Regions from separate parts of the Homo sapiens genome. Here all the other regions are linked to region 3. The links are chromatin loops, found by intact Hi-C in ENCODE. Cell type or tissue: endothelial cell of umbilical vein. All regions are shown on one strand.

Region 1 (8,000 bases), 360 kb after region 3:
CAGAGTTTTACAGATTAGATTTAACATCATGAAAGCTGGTACAATCCAGGAATCAGAGGAACTGTCCCTGAGGACACAGGACTTCAGGGACATCAATTATTAAGAGGCTACATGAAAGCAGAAATGCTCCTGGATGTTTCCATTGTCTACACATAAAGTTTCAACAGATCAGCCCCAGCAAGTATAGGCACATTCCTCACTACTGTGGGTGATGAGCTTTTCACTCAAAGCAGAGATGTGAAACCTGACAGGTTTCAAAGACCACCTAAGTGCTCCATACCTTGACAGTCACTCCCACAAAGCTGAAACACCATCTGTTCCTGAGGGATCAGGTCATCATCTGTGACTTTGAGACACTGGCCAGTCAGGCTTCAGTTGACATGAGGCCAGTGATTTTAAGTGTAAAATGCCCAAACCATCATACTCATTAGGTAGATATTTGGAGGCCTGTGCACTTAAATGGGTTAGTGAAATGTCACACCAGACATATGACTGGGAATAGGGGTTTCCTCCTCTGCTCTTAGCAGCACCTTGGTAATCCAATAATTACCCTCCCTCATGCCTCCACATCCACATCTGCGAAAAAGGCACTGGTGAGTAGGACATTTTCATGAAGCCATAACCCATGGTTACTCCCTGCAAAGCTCTGAACTTGTGCATCCCCAGGCCAGGGGGTGGGTGTCTTTCAAAGGTGGCTGAACTTGCGCTCTGCTTGGAGAGAGTGGAAGGCAGCAGCACAGTGGCAGCATCTGGGACCTCAGGCCATTTCCCACAGCCAGTTAGGAAAGCAGGTGGCTCCAGGGGCTGGAGGAGGTATGATGCTCTTGGAAGACCCCAGGTGCTTGTATTTGTGACACGCTGACTCCCTTAACCGCAGGCTTCCTGCTTGTCATGTTGGAAGTTTGATTTCTCACAGACCAACAAAGGGCCAGTCGCCTCTCCCGGCCTCTGTGGCAGGGTTGTACTTAACTTTTAATTTTGTTGCATGTGTGAAATTTTTTAACTTCACTAGCTGCTAGTCACCTAAATATTGTCAAGACTTTTTTCTTCGATGCTTGACCTAATTATTGATGTGCTGAACAATTTTTGTAGAATTAATAAAATATAAATTATCCTCAAAGCCCACAACACAGTTAGAAATGCTAAGGATCAAAAATAAGCAACAACTATAAGATGGCCAGTGACAAAACATATGTATGCAGAGGACACATCTCTTGATATGACTGTGAGATCTAGTAAGCCTTGGAAAGTACTGCAATCACAGCCACTCATTTTCCATAGGTTTGTAACACTGAACTTATATACATTTTGTGTATCTTCCATGAACTTAATGTCAATGCTTCTCATGTGATACACAAGAAAACCCAATGGGGAGAAAACAAAAAACTAAGGAATAAGACTTTGTTAGATAGGGTTGAACTTTGAAGGGCCACAAATCATTTAAATCTGTAAGATTTGTTCCCACTCTCAAGAACTACACTTTTACACCCTTGGGAGTAGCATCATACTCAATGAGAATACACAATTGAAAAAATATCCTCAATTTGATTAAAAACACTTTTTTGCATGAAAATTCAAATTTCCAAAGAAACTTCAGAGGTTCTTTGTTGATTCTGATCCAACTAAAGGAAACCATCTTTGTCCTAAATGTTCATAATGAGATGTAAATGTTATAACATAAATGACTTGTACAGTTGTTTTCCATAGCATGCCAGACATGATATCTTTCTTTCTCTTTTCATAAAAAGCAAAAATTGTCACTTTTTGCACCCTAATGAATGGGGACAAAAATAAAACAAAAATATATCTAAATGTGATTAAAATGTAAATGGAAGTAATATCCCACTAAGAAAAAACAATGACAAAATGTACCTTAGCTGCATTCAGCCCAGCCATGATGGAGGTTAAGGGGTGGGAAAGAACAGAAGCAAAATGGTAGAAGGGATATAGGTCAAAGGTAGCAAATAAGTATGGGCTGGAAGAAAAGTAATTACTCCTGGTCCACAGGGTGTTTTCAGATTTACTGAAGCCCATCTTGCAAACACACCAACTGCAAGCATTTATACACAAGAAAGGCAAACTTTAGAGAGTGCAATATTCTCTCTGGAAAATAGTTAAGTGTTCATTGCACCAAGCTCTCCACTAGTGGATAAGTACACTCCAAAGATCAATTTTTTTCTTGTTATATTTCTAATAAGAAACAAGAGACTTGATAATTTCAAAGGACACTTCCCCAACTTAATAGAGTTATATAATAAAGATAATGTTAATAAGAGGAATGAGATATCTAAACTCTAGACAGTCTTTATTTTCAGTCAGACACTGTTTTTAGCACTTGCATAATCGATGCTCACTTAGCCAATAAAGAATACTTTTGTTTTTCGTATTTACTGAACATCTACCATGTCCCTAACCCCATTTATTCACTGGAGATATCACTGACCAAGGCACACAGTGACAGATTTTACTATTGTCCCCATTTACAAAAGAAACAATGAAAGCACAGGAAGCTATTAAGTTTTGGAGCTACAGTTTGGATGCAGAAAATTCAACTCTGAAGTCTTAGCTCTTACATGCTCTCTGGGAATATTTCGGGCCATAAGAACCAGAGCTGATTTATAGACCAGTCAATCCTTTCCTAGTAGAGTCCTGCCTATGTAATGACAGAGTCTTTCTCTTCAGTTTCCATTTGTCTCCTTCACTGTAATGCCCCATTTGCTCATGGCAACATTACAATGAAATTGGGCCCCGCTTTACTTATGCTCCTTGTAAAGGAGTATATACGTTATATTCTAGTTTTGTCTTCTTGAGGATACACTATCATAAACATGAGTGTATTTGTAAAACATGTTGTTTGCCCCAGTAAATGTATTCATAAACCCTATATATTTCTATCCATTTAAAATTCTACATAGTACTATTCTTTTAATCAAATATGCACCATACTTTAGATTTCCACCTGTGTAGCACAAATTTAAGAAAGAACAAGTCATTGTCAGGCTACAGACATGAACTAAATCAGAGCTAAACCAATGAACTAAGGCTCAGAGCTCAGGGAGAGCACACCTGGAAAGGTTAACTAAAGTAAAGGAATTATTAAAGGTGTGGAAATGGAAACACTTCTGGAGAAATGAGGAGAGTCCATGGCATTAGAGGATGAGGACTGAGATGACAAAAGACCCTGAGTCACCTGACTTGCCAGCTGGTTCATGCCTTTTATGTTGTAGGTCACCAGAGTATGCTGCAGTGTTGATTGTACTGCCTTAATTTAAGGATCTGGTAAAGAAAAATTTATTCTGACACTTGGTATAACAGTAAGGAAGGCTTTATTTAAAAGTATTGCAACAGGTGTCAAAACTATCATGATAGGTGCATTAGTTCTTGCATTACTATACAGAAAAACCTGAGGCTGGGTAATTTAGAAAGAAAAGAGGTTTAATTGGCTCACGATTCTGCAGACTCTACAGGAAGCATGGCTGGGGAGGCCTCAGGACACTTACAATCATGACAGAAGGCTAAGGGGAAGCAGGCATGTCCTTCATGACCGGAGCAGGAGGAGAGAAGCAGGGGAGGTGCTGCACAATTTTAAACAACCAGATCTTGGAATAACTCACTCTTGCCATGACACCACCAGGGGGATGGTGTTAAACCGTGAGGAACCGCCCTATGATCCAATCACCTCCCACCAGGCCCCGCCTCCAACACTGGAGATTACAATTCCATGTGAGATTTTGGCGGGGATGCTGACCCAAACCATATCAATACGGGAGAGAGACCCATTGGTGCTCAGCTCATAAATCAGCAAAGACAGCCTGGGGTTTATACCCAACAAGCAGAATGAGGGGGTCAGTGGATAGAAAATCACTAAAAGGAGACATCAAAGGTAGGGGGATCCTTGCTAACCTGAACATAATTCTTTCTAAAGGCAAGCCAGGGTAATTATATATTGAGTGCGTGGGATGAGGATTTGATCAGATATCAGATTTTCATTAATTAAATTAGAAATATCTTTTTTCCTAAAAAACTGAAGTGTATGTAGAAATGTGAATACTCATACACAAAAATGCCCACATACATTTTTTTCATATATAAATATTCTCTTCTATGTCAGGAGCAAAATTTTTGCCCTGATTCTAAGCTACATTTTACTCTCCATGCTTTACATAGGAAATCAGGCGCCCTCTACCGGATAGGTTTCTGTATTTGGTTGGCAATTTACCAGACCATCTGCGACAATAAGCTCTTTAGAACAAATAATTGGGTTTTGTTAACTCTTTTATTCACAGTAGAAGCTGTGATCATGTTTCTCTTTCTTCTAAAATACATTCATGCGGGTCCATATGATTACGCCTCACTGGGGCCACCAGGTCAGGATTACTATAGACATAGCCCTTTCTTCCCATAATGTTCTTACTGAGTGCTCCTCAGTCTGTGATAATATCCTGCCAAGACCAGCCCGGTCAGGGCGACCCTAACCCAGGGGCGCTAGAGGAATTAAAGACACACACACAGAAATACAGAGGTGTGAAGTGGGAAATCAGGGGTCTCACAGCCTTCAGAGCTGAGAGCCTGGAACAGAGATTTATCCACATATTTTTACAGCAAGCCAGTCATTAGCATTGTTTCTATAGATATTAAATTAACTAAAAGTATCCCTTATGGGAAATGAAGGGATAGGCCGAATTAAAGGAAAAGGTTGGGCTAGTTAACTGCAGCAGGAGCATGTCCTTAAGGCACAGATCACTCATGTTATTGTTTGTGGCTTAAGAATCCCTTTAAGCAGTTTTCTGCCCTGGGTGCGCCAGGTGTTCCTTGCCCTCATTCTGGTAAACCCACAACCTTCCAGCATGGGCGTTATGGCCATCATGAACATGTCACAGTGCTGCAGAGATTTTGTTTATGGCCAGTTTTGGGGCCAGTTTATGGCCAGATTTGGGGGGGCTTGTTCCCAACAATATCCCTAGCAAGAATCCTGGTCTTTTCCAGGTGCATGGGGATACGGCGATTCAAATTCTAAGATAATTGTATTTTCCCACCATCACTTCACTCACAAAGTTTTTATCACATCCAGTAACACCCTTTCCTCTAGAGTGACAATGTCCTCAACTCAAGCTCTCCCCAGCTCATTCCCTGAGGCAGGCTGACAACTTTTGAACTCTTTCACTAAGGAGGGGACTATTTCCTTGAGCCAAAATAATTAGTCCTCTAAGACCCTTGCCCTTTCCCCTAGAGTGTTTGTGTGAAGGACTCTGCTTCTCAGTGGTTACCTCCTCCTGTCCTGACCCCATATCCCCAGGTATCAAATGTGTCCACAGTGCTCAGATACTGATAGCAAAATTTGTTTTGTCTAAGTAGGTGGAAGAATTATTCAATTGCAATAATTTTTACTCAAGTAAGCAAACAATTTGTATTTTGCCAAGTATAGCTTTTATTGCTCCAGTCTTATTTTTATTATCCAATACTTAAAACTATTGAATACTTGTTATATTTGACCTTTCAGAGCTAGGCACAGGGGATTCAATGATGATTTTGTCTCTCATAGAAACTAATATGACAGAAACTAGTGACTTTCAGTTGTTCATCCACTCAGCATGATTCTCTTAGGGTTCTTTGTTACTCTGTCTCACCCTGGTAATGCAAGGCAGTTAGGCCCAGGCTATTATGTCAGGGAGAAATAGCCTTCTTTCCTTTACTCATTTGTGGTTTTCCATTTTAAATTTTTGTATAATTTCTGTTCACATGATTTACTTACTGGGCAAAGTTTGTCTTACTCTTTCTGTATTACATTCTAATTCATGATGAAGTAACACAAATAAAAAGAAGTAAAAGGCAAATAAGCCACATAGTTTTCCTCTGTACTTTTCAAGATTTCAGATTTTTAGTTTCTCATTTGAACTTTCCTAAAAAGCAAAACATGACATTATTTGTGAGCAAACAGAAAACAAACGTAAGTACAAATGTCATGAAAGTGAAAGAGGGAAGTGACTTTCTAGTGACAAAATTGCAAAGCGTAAGCTAGCAAAATTCAATGCAACCAAATTGAGGAGTAGGTGCTCTGGCAAAGAAGAAGAATGAAGGCCAATGTTGAGGTATACAAAGGCAGGGAAATGGCAGCTTCTGCTAGAGGCTCCAAGAAGAGCAACTCCTGGGTCAATGAACTGCCCTCAGTTTTGCAAAACCAGCTACATGACGTTTCTTTCATTGAGTCCACATTACTTATTCCCTTGCATTTTATTATAATATGTATTTTTTATTTTTCTAATACATAATATTTGTACATATTTATGCGGTAATGTGCTATTTTAATACATGCATAGGATATGTAATGATCAAGCCAGAGTATTTAGGATACCTATCACTTTTAGTATTTATATTCTTTCTTCATGTTGGGAACATTTCAACTCCTCTCTTCTAGCTATTTTTTAAATATATGATACATTGTTTTTAACTATAGTCACCCTACCATGGTATCTAACATTAAAACTTATTTTTTCTATCTAACTGTATGCATACATGTCATCAGCTCTGAGGAGAAAAGGGAGGAGTCACACCAACTGCCTCCCAAGAGACAGGCAATCAGACCCCAGTTGTTATAACACCAATCCTCTCTGGCAAGGTAATGGATATTACCTTGCCTGAACACTCTACCAAGTTAATAAATCTACTCAGGCAAGGAAAGGCAATAAAAAAATTTCTTCCATAAACCTACAGTTAAAAGAGAGGGAATTAGATTATCCCAGAAGATTCTGCTCTTAACCTGGCTAGTAGTAATTGTGATATTTTTTAAAAAAAGTAGATTAAAAAAATTTAAAAAAAAACAAGATCGCATGCTTGCAATGAATGATACACTATTCTAAGATCTTTACAAATATTAATTCAGGCCTGGGATATGGTCACACAGCTGCTCAGCCATCCTGGGGATATGTCTGCCGGGGTGGCCCATGGGGTTGTTTCTCAGGCCAGGGACTCAAGCACAGGGCATCCAAACTGGAAAGGAGGAAGTCAAATTGTCTCTGTCTGCAGACAATATGTTCTTATATGTAGAAAAACCTACCAAAGAGAGGCTCTTTGGAGAGGCTCTACCAAAAAACTCTTAGAACTGATAAACTAATGCAGAAAAATTGCAAGATACAAAATTAACATACAAAATCCATCACATTTCTATATACAAGCAATGAACTAGCTAAAAAAGAAATCCAGAAGGCAATCCCATTGACAACAGCTGCAAATACAATAAAATACCTAGGAGTACATTTAACCAACAAGATTAAAGAGCTCTACAAGGAAAACTATAAAACACTAATGAAAGAAATTGAGAAAAATACAAACAAATGGAAAGATATCCCATGCTCATGGATTGAAAGAATTAGTATCATTAAATGTCTATATTACCCAAAGCAATCTACAGATTCAATGCAATCCCTATGAAAGTACCAATGATTCTTCATAGAAATTGTAAACAATATACTAAAATTTGTATGGAACCATAAAAGACTTCGAATAGAAAAAATGATCCTGAGCAAAAAGAACAGCTGGAGGCATCATGCCACCAGATGTTTTGTATGACCAAGATGGAAAAATATTTTCCATTTCCTGCACTGAGGCAGTGAATGCTTTTAAAGGGCAGCTTACCAATGAGTTTGGCGTTAATGCCAAACTCAGCCCACCTACCTAATATGGTGGTTTTTATTTAATTTATAAACTCATCTTATTAAAAATCATAAAATAAAATTGTAGTATTGAAATAAACATATCATTAAAATCAGCACTAATTGATAAAATGATAAAAGCATTATTATTTTACCAAACATGTTCTTTGGAACCTAATCCTCAGGAAGTGGAAAGTAGGCACTTTAAATGTGCCAACCAAGTGTAGAAGGCACCCACTGGGAAAAAAAAAAGAATTGAGCCACCAATGATCTATTTTCAATTGAGTTAAATAAATTTTAATAAAGGTCTTTGCTGCTATTAGCAGTTGTGATCACCAAATACCCACATTA
Region 2 (8,000 bases), 600 kb after region 3:
TACAATGAAGAAGCTGCAGTGAGGAGGGGTAAAGTCACTTGCCCAAGACTGCATAGCTAATAAGTGGCAGAGCCAGAACCTGAGCCCACTGTCCAAGGCGAAGGTGCTTCCTAGCATGGTGGCCACCTCTAGGTAGGAGCTCAGCTGTGCCACCCACTGAGACAGATACACTCCCAACAGCTGTGATTGGGTAGGGTGGCTCCACCTCCCAGATGGGTCCTCAGTTTGCTGAGTGTTGGTTGGATAACTTGACTAACTTTCTCAGCAGTCCTTTGAGCAGCTGAGGTCATACTTAGATGTGACTTACGTGAGACAACAGAGGAGTCCAGGTGAGAGCTGGCAGGCATGGGACCAGGGTGGAGGCGTAGTTTTCCCCACCAGGTGGGTGGAGCCAGGTCTCTTCAAACCAGAGGGCACAATTGCTGTTTTTATTGTTCACGTTGACTGTAGCAAAAATAACTCAGGGCCTGTGAACCTCATCTGTGAAATGTAAATAACCCCTTCTCTGCCTATTTTTTTTTTTTTTTTGAGACGGAGTCTTGCTCTGTTGTGTAGGCTAGAGTTCAAGACCAGCCTGACCAACATGGTGAAACCCTGTCTCTACTAAAAGTACAAAAATTCTCCACCTATCTTACTCTGTAGCTTGGGAAATCACCGAGATAAGAGGTTGGAAGGTGATAACTGTCCAGGCATGCAAGTAGTATGTTTATAGGAATGTGACTGAGCAACAGGGAAATGAGATTTCTCTCTCTCTGTCTCTTTTTTTTTTTTTTTTTTGGAGATAGAGTCTCGCTCTGTCAACCAGGCTACAGTGCAGTGGCGCAATCTCGGCTCACTGCAACTTCCGCCTCCTGGGTTCCAGTGATTCTCCTGTGTCAGCCTCCTGAGTAGATGGGACTACAGGTGCATGCCACCATGCCCAGCTAATTTTTTGTATTTTTAGTAGAGATGGGGTTTCACCATGTTAGCTAGGATGGCCTCCATCTCCTGACCTCATGATCCACCCACCTCGGCCTCCCAAAGTGGTGGGATTACAGGTGTGAGCCACCGCGCCCGGCCGACATTTCATTTTTAACTCGGACGTCAATCAACGTAGCCATATACAGATTTGAAAAGCTTTTCTTTATCTCTGTTAATGGAGAAAAGGAATGACTGCTTTCTTGTCAGAATGAAAGTTTTCAGTTTTAAACTTAACCAGTTCCTGCCATTTTGAAATGTTCACTCATTTCTTACTTTTTTTTTTTCTTTTTTTTTTTTTGACACAGAGTCTCGCTCTGTCACCCAGGCTGGAGTGCAGCGGTGCTATCTCGGCTCACTGCAACCTCTGCCTCCCGGATTCAAACAATTCTCATGCCTCAGCCTCCCGAGTAGCTGGGATTACAGACTCGTGCCACCATACTCAGCTAATTTTTGTACTTTTAGTAGAGACGGGTTTCACCGTGTTTGGCCAGGCTGAGAGGCTAGAGAGAGGGCTCCGTCACCATTTCCCAAGCTCAGAATCCACATAGGCCTTTCCACAGGCAATTCCACTCCCAGGGAACCTGGTGGCTCCAAGAGGAGTTACTAGGGAATTATATTTAGTTAGGTGGCAAGGGCTGGTTAATTATCTCTACTCTTCTTTTGAAAGTAAATTTTATTTTTTTTAATTGCTTTCCTTGCTCCAAAAAAAAACCTTAGAGCAGCAAGAATATAAAAATTCAAAGTAGGTGAGATAGGGAACGTTACATGGCTGTTTAAAAGGAGAAGGCAGATCCACATGTGAGGGCAAGAAAGAGTGCCTACGATCTTATTATTCCAGATTATTACAGTGTGTAGTAAGAATACTGCAGTGGTATGAACATTACGGGCCCCTGGAATCTGAAAAGATGGTGACCTCTTCATAAGCCAGTCTGCAGGGCAAGCACTCAGAAGCAAAGAGGCTTGCCTCAGAGAAAAAGATCCTTGGGACTTTCCAACTCTACTTTTAGGTAGCTCTGATTTGTGTGAGCTTTTCCCATTGAGCATCTTTTACTTTAAAATTAGCTGAAACTTTAAATGTTTAGGACAGAATAAAGTAAAATGAAAAAAAAGAGGGAGGAAAATAAAATAAAAATAAGACCATTATAAAGATGTACCCTATGAAGACATGTCTTTATTAATAAGTCTGAGATTTTTGATAGTTAATGTAAAAGAAGGAAATCAGATCAGTGACACAAGTCACCTTAACCGTTGAATGAAACTGTTTCTTGGCACAGAACAAAATATTTCTCCAGAGGAATTGCACAGAGAAAAGAATCAGTTGACAATAGGTATTAAGCATCAATTATAGGAAATAGAATAACATGGAATTCCTGTCTTCATGAAATGTATACTGTAATGGAGGAGAAAGGATGGTTAAAATAAAATAAATACGAAATTAATTCAAAAAAAAAAACCTAGGTGACGAGTTGATAGGTGAGGCAAACCACCATGGCACACGTATACCTATGAAACAAATCTGCACGTTCTGCACATGTATCCCGGAACTTAAAGCAAAATTTAAAAAGAAAGAAAGTTGGTCAAAATCAGCCGAAAATACAACATGAACCAAGGAAATTCAGAGAGCAGGAGATGGTTGTGTATAAATGAGGAAAAAAGGAGATTAATAATTATTAAGGAAATCCTCACACAAAATTTACACATCTGGTATAAATAATAATAACTTATTTTACATTGAAATTCCATACTGCTTGTATATATTGTTTTTAGGCAGCGTAAAACAACAGAATTCTGTCATGAATTGTAGAGAGGCTGAAAAATTGTCTCAACTCATTTCAAAGTCCTACTTAGTCTGGAATGGTGGCTTGTATAAATACCTGTCAGAGGAGCAGCATCTAGATTGAAGGGCAGAATACACGTGTCGATGGTTAACTGATTCTGGCACCTGGAACATTTGTTTCCTGGCTCTCAGAATTCCAGAGTACACTCCCATATGAAGTTAGTCTCCTAAACTTAAGTAAAGTATACATCTTTGCTGGTTCTGAGAGCTGACACACTTTCCCCTCTCCTCCCTGCTTTTCTGTATCCCATTTTCCACTCCCATATCACACTAGTTTCCTTCCTCTTCCTCTAGAAATGCGCACTGTGCTCTCTTCTTCACTCATCATTAGCCTGCACTGCCTCTTCATACAGCTGTTTTCAGTTCTCTTGTGGGTTTTACCCATCACTTTCCCCTTAAGAGCACAAAATCACAAATTAAAGCAGAAGTTCAGTGAAAGTTCTAGGTTTTTCAGAAGCTCTTTTATAAAATACTCTTTTTCCTTTCTTATGATGAATATTTCTGTAAAAGAGGGAATGTCGCTGTTACAGTGACATAACAGTAGCTTAGCAAAAAAGGAAATAAAAGGCAGGTTCCGTTTTACTTTGAGACTCTTACAACATTTACAGGGAAAGAGAGCCCCCAACTGGTCAAAGTGCACCAAGACAGCAGCCAAGTCTGTGGAGAGCAGGTTATTAATGCAGAAGCAGGCCTCCTGGCAGGAGATTTATCTTCATAGCTAAAAAGAGGCTCTTCCCAAGAAAGAACTGACCCCAGTACTGGAATTAGCCCATTTCCTTAACTTCTGTATCATGGAGAGAGAAAATACTCCCAGCTTCAGGCATGACATGTCGTCTTGGGGCAATGGACAGCTATGGGGAAAGACAAAGGGTCAGGATGTGTCCCTTTCCTCCAGCCTGCCCAGCCTCCCCGGGGCCTCCTAACTTATCCCTTCCTCTATGGATTGTGCTAGACTAGGAATGAGAACAGCCGGTCAATCTGGGTGTAGAACTTCAAGGGAATTTGACTTTTGGTCTCTCTATCAAGGTTGTGGTAGTTTTCATAGATGATATCCTGAAATATATTTTCCAAGTTGTTTGCTTTCTCCGTCTTTTTAAAGGATGCAAGTGACTCTTAGATTTGGCCTCTTTATACAATCCCCTATTTCTTGGAGCTTTTGTTCATTGCTCTTCATTCTTTTTTCTTTATGTTTGTCTGACTGTCTTATTTCAGAGAGCCAGTCTTCAAGTCCTGAGATTCTGTCCTCAGCTTGGTCTATTCTGCTGTTAATACTTGTGATTGCATTGTGAAATTCTTCTAGTAGTGTACCTATACTAGGTCCGTTAGGTTCTTTTTCATACTGGCTATTTTGTCAGTCCACTCCTCTCTCCTTTGATCGTGATTCTTAGTTTCCTTGGTTTAGGTTTTATCATTTTCCTGAATCTCAATGAAATTCCTTTCTATCCTATTCTGAATTATGTTTCTGTCATTTTAGCTAACTCATTATGGTTAAGTACCCCTGTTGGAGAACTAGTGAGATTATTTGGAGGACATAAGATACTTTGTCCTTTTGAGATACTATAGTTCTTCAGTTGGTTCTTTCTCGTCTCTACATATGGGAATGTAGCTTGAGTTCAATCAATAAGTAGACTTCAGTTCTGGATGTGTTCACAGGGCTGCAGCTTTGTGCAGGGTCTTTATTTGAAGCTGACTTGTCTTTGGTTTAATGAGGGTATGTTAGTGACATTTTTTAGTGTCATGCTTTGGGCATGACCTAGTAGGTGACTCTTAGTTGGAGTGGTCAGTTGTAAGGCTCTTGCTCAGTCACGTGGCTCCCCTGTATTTCCCCACGTTTGCAGCCGTGCTCCTTCTCAATGCTATGAAAGTGTGGGCTCCTCTCCCACTGGAGTGCTGACTGTAGCTTGTATCTTGGCACTCCCAGGCTGTACATAACAGCTCTGAGGTGATCTCAGGGTTAATGTTTTCTCCCCGACTTGGAGGCATTGAAGGAAGGGACCTTAGTAGTAGTTGTAACTGAGGGTCTTTTGCTTGTCCCCTGGGGGCTCCACCCCAGAGATGCAGGTGAGCAATCACTCAGAGCATTCAGCTTCGGATGGGGGTGTCTGTGCTGTGGGCCCAAGACAGGGGTTCCCTGCCTGGTGATGTGAGGGGTGGATGGTTGACCAATGGCAGACAGACTGGCCTCCTCTCTTGGGTTGACAGCAGCTTGTTGGAGGTATGCATAAGGCACTTGGGGTCTTGCTCCTTCATTAGTTCCAAGGTAGCTGGGGTAGTACCACTGCAGAGGCAGTGTTAGACAGGCTTTCTGTTACCCCTGGGGTCTCCACCTCCTAGAAATGTGAAGTCATGTTAATGGGAGTGTTTAGCCAGAGGAGTGGGGTGGCTGCACTGCTGGTGTAAGTATGGGACTTCACTTCTTGGGAAACAGGAGGTGGAAAACTTACCAGGAGGAGACTGTTCTCCTCACTATGTGGTAACTGCAGTGTGCTGGAAGTTCAGGTGACTGTGGCATGATGTAAGCTTGTAAACAAAGAGCTTCAGACTCTTTGTCTCTTCCCCAGACCCAAGGCAGCAAGGATAAAACTGCTGCTGTGGCAGTGGCAGAGGTAGGATGGTTGTGGGAGCCTCTCCCCAGGGAAACTCTAGTCAACTACCAGTGGATATGCTCAGCCATGGGTAGGGTGACTGTTCTGCAGTCATGGGCAGGGGGCCCTGCCTCCTGAAGAATAGGGACAGGGATTCTCAGGGAAGAGGGGCTGGACTCCTCTTCATACAGTGGTGATGATGTGCTGGAGGTGCCAGTGTAGTGAATAGGCCTTTGTTCCTTCCCCAGCCGGAGGGCTGCTGGGGCTGTCCCACTGCAACGGTCATGGTGGATGGGTTATGGGTTGACTGTGGGATTTCTTTCTTGGAGAAATGCTGGACTGCCTGATTGAGGAGACGAGGCAAGGGAAGAATGCCTGTGCTGGAGTCTCTGGTCAGGTGGCTCTGCCCACAGAGGAGAGGTGACAACCAGGAACTGCGTGGAGAACAGTGTGGCCACTCTTCTGTGAGGCAGTTGCTCTGTTTTGGGGATCTGGAGCAGCCGCTGTTCCCTACAGACTCCCCAGAGCCTGGAGACAGCAAGGGCAAGAGCTGTGAGAAAGCAAAGATAGCAACCCACCCTTCTCACTGGGAGCTCTGTTCCAGGGAGATGCAGAGCTGCCATTGGCTCAATAGCCCCAGCTGGTAGCTGCAGACCCAGGCCTGGCAGACCCACCCAGTGAGCAGATAGGGGATTAGGGACCCACATAACACACAGTCTGGCCACTTTTCCATAGGGCTGCTGCAATATGCTGGGGGTCCAATCCAGACCATAGTCACCTCACATTTTTCAGTACCTGAAGATATCAACAGTGAAGGCTATGAAACAGTGAAGATGGGGACCTGCCCCTCCCTCTGGGAGCTCTGTTCCAGAGAGGTACAACCTGTTGCCTCCGGCAACATACATGCAGGAGGTGGCTGGAGACCCCGGTGGGGATATCCCTCCCACTGAGGAGAAGCAGCATCAGGGAATCAGGTGAAGAAACAGTCTGGCCACTTTTTGGTAGAGCAGCTGTGCTGTGCTGGGGGTCTGCTACCACCCCCAGCACAAAAGAATGGCATTTGCAAGAATGGCTAAGGCTGCTAAACAGCAACAATGGCAACCTACCATTCCCTTTGGGAGCGCCATCCCAGGGATATTCGAAACTGCTGGCCACTAGAAAACAGTGGTGGAGGTGACTGGAGACCCCAGTGGGGAGATTTCACCCGGTGAAAAGAAACAGGATTTGGGATCGACATGAATAACCAATCTGACTGCTTCCCCGTAGAGCTGCTGGACTGTGCTGGGTGGCTGCTCCAGTCCCTAGCTGCCTTGGACTCCCGAGAACCCAAAGGCTCCAATAGCTAAGATTGTGAAAGAGCAAAGATGGCAGCCCACCCCCTGCCGCAGGGAGCTCCATGTCAGGGAGGTATGAGGCTGCTACCAGTGTCTGGCTGGATTCCCAAGTCAGTGGGTCTTACCCTGAGACAGGCCATGGAAGGTGGGCCTGTCACTTGTCACTGCCCAGCGCCCTGGATGAAACCCCTTTCCTAGGGGTATGTATAGGGGTCTAGCGTCCTGCTTGGCTGGAGTTATAGCTTCTTTTGTGGGGAGGCCTGGGTATCTAAGGCTCCAGGGTACCCATGCATGCGAGAGTGGCTGCTCTGCTGAAACCCTACGTAGCCCTGCATGTCAGACTAAACGCCCTGGTAGAGTGGGTTCACTAGGAGATCTCCTGACCTGAGGATTGCAAAGATCTGTGGGAGAAGCGTGGGTCCCCAGGGCTGCTCACTTACTCACCACTTCCCTGGGCAGGAGAGGCTCCCCTGGCTCTGTGTCACTCCTGGGGGGGCAGTTGTCCTGCCTTACTTTGCTTTATTCTCCATGGGTCAAGTTGTTTTCTTGAGTCTCAATGTGTGCACCCGGTTGTTTCAGTTGAAGGTGCTGTATTTACTTGCCCCTTCCATTTCTCTCCATGAGAGTGGCACACACTAGCAGGTTCCAGTCGGCCATCTTGGCCAATCCTGAAAACTATTTGTTTCCAGCTATAAGCCATGCATAAAAAGAATGCCTTGAGAGAACCTGGAGTGCGGGGTTCATCCCGACCCCAGCTCAGCTAGGCCAGCAGCACCCTCGTTTCCCAATGGTCCTACTGCTTGTTCTACTGGTGGCCCTGCTGCTTTGCCACTGTGGCCCTGTTGGATCTCTGGGCTTTGAACTGCCTCAGAACCGTGGCCTACTTAGCAGGAACACCTTGGCACTTCTGGGCCAAATGTGCAGAATCTCCACTTTCTTGTGTCTCAAGGACAGAAGAGACTTCAGGTTCCCCCTGGAGATGTGGATGGCAGTCATTTGCAGAAGGCCCAGGCTGTGTCTGTCCTCCATGAGATGCTTCAGCAGATCTTCAGCCTCTTCCCCACAGAGCGCTCCTCTGCTGCCTGGAACATGACCCTCCTGGACCAGCTCCACACTGGATTTCATCAGCAGCTCGAATGCCTGGAGTCTTGCTTAGGGCAGGCAACAGGAGAGGAAGAATCTGTGGGGGTGATTGGGGCCCTATACTGGCCTTGAGGAGGTACTTCCAGGGAATCCATGGGAATCCAGAGAATCTACCTGAAAGAGAAGAAATACAGTGACTGT
Region 3 (8,000 bases):
ATAGGACCTCAAGGAATTGAGGATGTTGGGGAAGTATAAGTTTATCTTATCAATCAAAGAAATCCAGCCCTGTGGGGAACAATGAAGCCATGAAGGACCTGGATGATGGGGGAAGGTGGAGGATCAAGGGGGTGGAGGATCAAGGGACTGGAGGACTTAAAGGAGTCTAAGAGCCATGAGGGTAGGGTGAGGGAATGTGAAAGAGGGAAGGAGAGGAGGTCCTGGAGGGAGATATCGGAGCTCAAGGTTTTAGAAGAGTAATAAGTTCTAAAGGTTATGGAAAGATCCAAGAAGTGAGCAAGTGAATTAGTCAGATGGGGGAAAGGGGGAAGGTGGTTTGTTTTTTTTTAAATCTCCATGTGTGTATTGTCTACATTCATATTACATCTCCTAGAACTGTGGCAGATAGGACTTGGGGTAAGACGAAGACCATGATACAAGGTCCAGCTGTTGGAGGGGCTGGTAAATCAAAGCCACAGGGATGATCAGAGGATGGTAGAGCCAGATGGAAGAGACCACCTTCTAATAGCATTAGTTTTTCTAGAGGCCATGGAAGCAAACCAACCTGGAGTTGGCAATGAGAAACCAGGAGATTGCTACCCTTCATCACAGTCCCCTAGTATGTAGGGAATGGAAAAATAACAACCTCCTTAAGAGAAAGCTGTAGAGTGAAAGGATAGGCAGATTTCAGTAAAGGAAAATAGATGGAAACGGTGACTTAAAATGAGGGTGAAGTATAAAGAGGCTTACTAATTACTAAACTAGCACTTCATAAGAATGCAGTGGGAAATGTATTTGTAAAGTACTGAGGGAAAGTGGAAGAGGAGTATTTTTTGCTTGCTATATCTTTCTTAATTTTATTGTTAATTGACAATAATTGTATATATTCAGGAGACATATGTATATATATATATATCCTGAATTGTATATATTCAGGAGATGTTATATATGAACATATATGCACATTATAGAATAATTAAATCAAACTGACATATTTTCTATCTCAGATACTTAGCATTTCTTTATGTAAGAACGTTTAAAATATACTCTTTTAGCAATTTTGAAATATATAAAACATTATTCTTAATTATAGTCACCATGCTGTGCAATAGATCACAGACTTATTCCTTCTGTCTAACTGAAACTTTGTGCCCTTTGATCAACATCTTCCCTTTCCCCATTCAAATAATCACTACCTCCAAATCTCCAGCTTCTGGTAGGCACCGTTCTACTCTCTACATCTATGAGTTTGACTTTTTTAGATTCCATATATAAGTAAGATCATGCAGTACAGTATTTGTGTTTCTCTGCCTGGCCTATTCTACTTAGCATAATTTTCTCCCGGTTCATCCTCATTGTCACAAAGGGCAGAATTTCCTTCTTTTCCTAAAGGTTGAATAATATTCAATTGTGTATCATCTTTATCCATTCATTCATAATGGACACTTAGGTTGATTTCACGTCTTGGCTATTGTGAACAATGCTTCAATAAACATGAAAGTGCACATATCTCCTTGACATACTCATTTCATTTTCTTTGGATGTATGTCCAGAAGTGGAATTGCTGGATCATATGGTAATTGTATTTTTGTTTGTTTAAGGAAACTTTGTACTGTTTTCTGAAGTGATTATACTAATTTACCTTCCTACCACTGTGCACAAGGGTTCCCTTTTCTCCGCATCCCCCTCCAACACTTGTTCTCTTTCATCTTTTTGATAATAGCCGTTCTAATAGAAATGACTTGATATCTCATTGTGATTTTAATTTGCATTTCCCTGATGATTGATGATGTTGAATAGTTTTTCATGTATCTGTTGGCCATTTATCTTCTTTTGAGAAATGTCTACTTTGGTCCTTTGCCCATTTTTTAAATCAGGTTGTTTTCTTGCTACTGAATTGTTTTAGTTCCTTATATATTTTGGATATTAGGCCCTTATCAGAAGACAGATTTGCAAATATTTTATCCGAATTCTTGGGTTGTTCCTTTACTCTATTATTTCCTTTGCTGTCCAGAAGATTTTTCTGTTTGATACAGTCTCATTTGTCTATTTTTTCTTTTATTTCCTATGCTTTTTATGTTGTATCCAAGAAACCACTGTTCAGACCAGTATCACAGGGCATTTCCTCTACGTTTTCTTTTAGAAATTTTACAGTTTTGGGCTTTACATTTAAATCTGAAATCTATTTTGAGTTTATTTTTGTATATGGAGTGAGATGAGGGTCTAATTTCATTCTTCTGTGGGTGGATATCCAGTTTTTCCAACGCTGCTTATTGAAGAGACTGTCATTATACCCACTGTGTGTTCTTGAAATCTTTGTCAAAACTACATTGACCACAAATAGGAGTTTATTTCTGAAATTTCTGTTGGGTTCCACTGTTCTATATGTCTGCTTTTATGCCAGTACCATGCTAGGATTTTTAAATTCTTGTTTTTCCTTTTATTTTTAGTTGGCACAAAATAATTGTATGTATTGTGGGATACAGTGATATTTTGGTACGTGTATATCATGTTGTTTAGGAAAAACTCTCAAACCATTTTTCCTGTGCTCTCACACCATAACAATCAACACAGGAGACTTCTGTGATCCAAAAATATGTGTTTATTTTCCCCCTCCAGCAAGCAAGCAGTCAATTCTGCAGGAGGACCCAGCTGGGTGTCCTCTAATTTAATTCCAACTATCTACCCAGATAAATCATCAGATCCCACAGGTTAGGAGCTTACTCCCACAAGCCCATCCCCTCCTTCCCCCCGGTTGCAAGTCCAGGCTTCTGGAACTTCGGACTGACTGGCTTCAAATTGGGGTTCCCGTGAACCTCCTCCCCCCACCTTTGGGTTCGATTAATTTGCTGGAGTGGCTCACAGAACTCAGGGAAACACGTTTACTGATTTATTATGAAGGGTATTTGAAAGGATATGAATAAATATCCAGATAAAAAGATACATAAAGTGAAGTCTAGAAGGGTCCTGAGCACAGGAACTTCTGTTCCCATTCAGCTGGGGTGCACCACCTTCCTGGCACGTGGATGAGCTCTTCATTTCATATCATGGAGATATGGCGGTCCTGTTGTACTGGTGATTGTTTCAAGTGGCTGGACTGATGAGTAGGCATGGAGTATTGGTGATCATCTAAGAAGCATCTTATCCAACTGTGAAAATATCTCTGGAGCAGAGGTGTGCAAAGGGAAATATGATGTTGCTGAGGGCTTCCTAGAGCTCCCCAAAAGTCATGTACCAGATACACAATTTTTTCCTAGACCATCTGACAATAATTGCCACAATTAAGTTAAAGCATTAGACACAAATCTTGCTCGTAAAGTAATATATTCCCATCAAGCTCATTTATCTCTTTATTTAAAAGTGTCGGCCGGGCACGGTGGCTTCCGCCTGTAATCCCAGCACTTTGGGAGGCCGAGGCAGGTGGATCACCTGAGGTTGGGAGCTCGAGACCAGCCTGACCAACATGGAGAAACCCCGTCTCTACTAAAAAATACAAAAATTAGCTGGGCATGGTGGCGCATGCCCGTAATCGCAGCTACTTGGGGGGCTGAGGCAGTAGAATCGCTTGAACACGGGAGGCGGAGGTTGCAGTGAGCTGAAATTGGGCCATTGCATTCCAGCCTGGGCAACAAGAGCAAAACTCCATCTCAAAAAAAAAAAAAAAAGTGTTAGTTTATAATGCACTTAAAGAGGAAGCAACAAGTTGTCTGTTCTGTGTGTCATGAGTGGATTATATTATGTTCACTGATCCAGCCCATCCTCTCCCTCCTCCCCTCTCTTCCCTTCACCTTCTACCCTCTTTTCCTCTCTTCCTCAGGTTACTTATAAGGGCAGCCATCACAGATTTGCTACAACTGAACTGACAAACTCAAAGGACACTTCAAAACAGATTTCAATTGAATTTTGTCTTGAGATTCTTCATTTTTCTTTCCTTGTCATGTTGGCCACAATTTGGTATCCAGTTATCTCAAATAGAGTGTAATTCATAGGTTCATGATATAGTTATGTTCATTAGATGAATGAATAAGTGAATGACTAAATGAATGAATGAATGAAGAACACATTATTATGGTTTTAGTTTTAGCAAAAGAGGAAGTTCAGAAATGCTAAGGAACCTGAACACCAGGGGGCATCAAAAGTTTGCTTTCTTTTTTTTTTTTCTCAAACCTGCCTTTTAAAATAGTCTAAAACTTGAGTCATATTGGCTTCATAAGAGAAAGTGCGAGAGAGAAAGGGGGAAGGGAAAGAGAGAAGTTATAACTTAAAGGTTAATTCTAAAGTGGTAAGTGTACTCTACTGCAGTTTACTTAAGTTGCTTCTACAACAGTGCACGTGGTTTTTCTCATAGTTATATACCAATGACCAGCAGATGACACCACTTCTTATGACCAGCAGATGGCACCACTTGACCTTATGGGTCAAGGAGTACAGTTGTAGGACCAGATTTTGGAGGATAAAGAAACATATATAGGGGATGAAATCTTTCACAAACTTTCTGTAGAAAAACTACTAAAGTAAAGTAAATATTAAGTAGAGAATTAATCCCTGTAGGTCTCAAATACCTTAATTTTTAAAAGGTAGAATTTTAACCAGAGGTATATTGTTCATTTTGAAACAGATAACTAAAATGTTTTTACATGTCAAGTTTAAGCCTCAGAAAAGGTGAGCTGTAATTGATAGAAATAATTTGGATTTCACTGTGTACTTTTAGAATATTCCTTTATCAGATTTTTCAATGACCAATTAATTCACAGATATTAGCCAAAAGAAAGACAGTTGCACACAGACACAATACTGTTAGATTACTGATTAATAGCACTAAATGATTTCCTCCATTGTCCTTGGCTATATAATTTAAGTGTCAACAGAGTACTTCAGGTTCCCTTATGCACTATCAGTTATTTACCTTTTCTAAACATTTAACTACTTTAGTTGGATACTTATAATCAGATAAAAACCGGAACAATGTCTGTAGTTAGAGTACTTGTAGTGCAAAGGAAAATGCAGACCCACTGGTTTTTGAGAGTGACAGCACTTGACCCGAAGCTTTAAACGTGCTTGTGAAACTTCCATCTGGGTGAAGGAGTAGAGGCCAGACTAGCACTTAGTTTCTTTTTAGATCTTCCATACCTTAGTCACGCAGATAAGTAGTAACTGCTTGAATGGGAATAAAAAGCATTCCGTCGGATTTCTGTGTATAATGAAAAGTCCCTGTCTTTGGCTCTTTGATTTCCCACATGAAGCTCAGCTTGGATATTACTACGATAAGAAAGAGCTCTAGAGAAAACAAAAGGGCATATTTGCTTAAATTGCTGTTTGCATCAAAAGAAACTGCTTAATGGGGTTATCGGTAGGTCAGACTGCACCCTGTTTTCACCAAGGCTGAATCAAGACCAGATGAATTCAGGAGGGCTGGGTGGGATTAGAGTCCTTAAGTGGCAGTATTTTAATAAAATTCTTCTTGGCAAAACTATCTCTGAGCTTTCTATTTTATTAGCAACTGAAAGATACATAAGAAAGAGATTGGAAATACTGAAGTGATCAACTACTAGGAAATGAACCTTAGGTTTAATTTTATTTCCACACAAAAAAACAAAACAAAACAAAACCACTGTGCCATATGGGAGAAAACATGATAGAGAAGCAAGGTCTAGACCCATACTCTCTGACTCTACACTATTTGGTGTTGAAGCTTATGACACTCAGCTTCAGTTTCTTCATCTGTAAAATTAGGGTGATTATCCAGGGTTTGTGTGAGAGTTCAAGTTAATACTTGTAAAGCACTTGGAACATGGTAAGTACTGAATGTGTTAATTATGATGATGATGATGATGGTATACTAGCTACTGCATGAGGTGCTGAGAATAGAGATTGAAAAGATACTGTCTCTGCCTTTGGGGAACTTAGAGTCTTTTAGGAGGAGTAAAGAAAATAAATAAGAGCCAAATGTTATAGATATAATAAGGACGTTATATACAGTTTTGGGATAGGGGGTGACAAGGTAGGGTATGGTGAGTTTGGCCTGGGTAGGGGTGAGGGATGCCTTGAAGAAAGGCCCTTGAGCTGAACTGTGCAATATGTATTTGCAGGCAAGAAAAGGGAACAAGGAAGGGCTTTTGGACATGTAGTGAAGGCAGGGCTGGGCAACATGTGTTGAAGGGCACCAAAGTAGGAACCAGTGTGGTACATTCAAAGAGCTGCCGTTCTTGGAATGTGGTTAGAGCACAGGGTGTGAGTATAAGGGGGCAGAGTGAGAGATGAAGCCTTTCGGGCGGACATAGGTCAGAGTCTAGCATTGGAAACAGGAATCCAAGGGTTAATTTGGAAATTAGATGAGGTTTGTTTCGCTCATTCATTCATTATTTATTTATTTATTTATTTATTTATTAGAGGCAAGGTCTCACTGTATTACCCAGGGGGACCTCAAACTCCTGGGCTCTGGGAACCTTCCTACGTCAACCTCCCAGGTAGCTGGAATTACAGACATGTGCCACCGTGCATGGCTAGTATTTTTAAAAAATAAGCTGTCAACATTTACAACTTAGAAACCTCTACATGAAAAAATAGGGATTTCCAAGCTTTCTAGAAAATTTGGAGTGTCTTCCAATATCATTCTCTAATTCCAACACAGTATCAGTGGATGACATGCGCACTGCCCAGTTTGTCCCTGGCCTCTTCGTCTCACATTCAGTCCCAGCCTTGCCTCTAGTCCCACGAGCATTGGTGTTTCTGACCTTTACATAGCACCCTAAAGACTTCTGATATTATTCTACAGGGCACGCAGAGCATTAAAATATTTTAAGAAGGAGGTTCTACTGGAGGAGGGATTGAAGGACAAGATGGTAAATTGTTTTCATGTTTTAACAAAAGTTCTATCATGAGCAATGACTGGACACATACGAGGGCAATTGAGTATCATTGGATTTTACTATTAAATTTCATTAGAAAATATAATCTATTCTTTGAAAATTGGAATATTTAATCTTATTATGGAAGAGTGACCAATCTTCTAGTCAATCCTGTATTATTCTTATTTTTTAGAGTAAGCAAAAGGTCTAAAATTTTAAGAGGAAAGCCCATCCTTCTTTGGCAGCTCCTTTAAGGATCAACAGATAGTCCTCTTGGAACTGATAATGAAATATAATCCAATCTTAACATACCTGGAAAAGGGCTAAAGGGAATGCATACCTACATTTCAACAGGGGAGGAACTGGTACAAAACAACAGTTACTAAGAGGCAACAAAGAATTTCTGGCAGAGTGGGTTTTGCTATCTAAAACCTGCTTTTTCTAATAGAGGCAACTTCTCATCTCCAGATACTCCGTGACTTTCAGGAAGAAAGGCATATAACTTAAATTGAAGTGATAGATAATATAAACCCATGGCCTTTTTGGCTTTTGGGTCAGGCCCCTGTGAAGTTAGCAAAGGCAGCAGAAGCAGCTATGCTTGCATCAGAATGCAGAATGATGCTCATCCTCAGGAAGCATTTCACACCCACTTCCTTTCCATCCATGGAGTAAGGGGACAGGGAAGTTAATTATGAGAAGGGGGATAAACTAATCCTATACTCATTCTCTGGCCTTCTATAAAAACACTGGTTGGTTTTTAGCAGGAAAGTTATGCCAGTTATATTAGGATTCTCCAAAAAAACAGAACCAGTAGGATGTGTGTGTGTGCATGTGTCAAGTGTATGTCACATATGAACACATGTGTATGTGTGTAAGTGTATGTCACACACATGTACTTATATACATATGCATGTATATATCTATATCTATATAGTTGTAGGGGCTAAGTGTGAACTTTGTGGGGCAGGTTGACAGTCTGGAGATTCCGGGAAGAGTTGATGCTGCAGTCTTGAGTCTGAAGACAGTCTGGTGGCAGAATTCCTGCTTTCTTAGGAGACCTCAGTCTTTTTTCTTAAGCCTTCATTTGATTGGATGAGGCCCACTTATGTAATAGATGGTAATCTGCTTTATTCAATCTACTGATGTAAATGT

What was found. A loop is a pair of places that touch in the nucleus more often than their neighbours do. Peaks named below come from ENCODE experiments on the same cell type or tissue, not always from the same donor. Only the 100,000 strongest peaks of a DNase experiment are listed, where the experiment ranks them.
Region 1: a loop joins it to region 3, with 13 times the contacts of the local background. A loop is called at or near these places in 12 of 110 quality-filtered maps.
Region 2: it touches region 3 in a loop (6-fold over the local background); 15 of 110 quality-filtered maps call a loop at or near these places.

What each region holds. Positions count from the first base shown.
Region 1 is chr9:21,430,829-21,438,828 of GRCh38, reverse strand. No RefSeq gene overlaps it. Among named protein-coding and RNA genes, the nearest start is that of IFNA1, 5.6 kb to the left of the region's middle. In endothelial cell of umbilical vein, a CTCF peak has its summit at 4,193 (motif pointing left); a DNase peak (open chromatin) is centred at 4,198; H3K27me3 peaks cover 1,477 bases.
Region 2 is chr9:21,190,748-21,198,747 of GRCh38, reverse strand. It overlaps the pseudogene IFNWP9. Among named protein-coding and RNA genes, the nearest start is that of IFNA4, 7.2 kb to the right of the region's middle. RefSeq lists an enhancer at 3,309-3,368. In endothelial cell of umbilical vein, a CTCF peak has its summit at 3,431 (motif pointing left); no DNase peak of the experiment used is centred here.
Region 3 is chr9:21,786,007-21,794,006 of GRCh38, reverse strand. No RefSeq gene overlaps it. Among named protein-coding and RNA genes, the nearest start is that of MTAP, 13 kb to the left of the region's middle. In endothelial cell of umbilical vein, CTCF peaks have their summits at 4,148 (motif pointing right) and 4,351 (motif pointing right); a DNase peak (open chromatin) is centred at 4,226; H3K27me3 peaks cover 476 bases.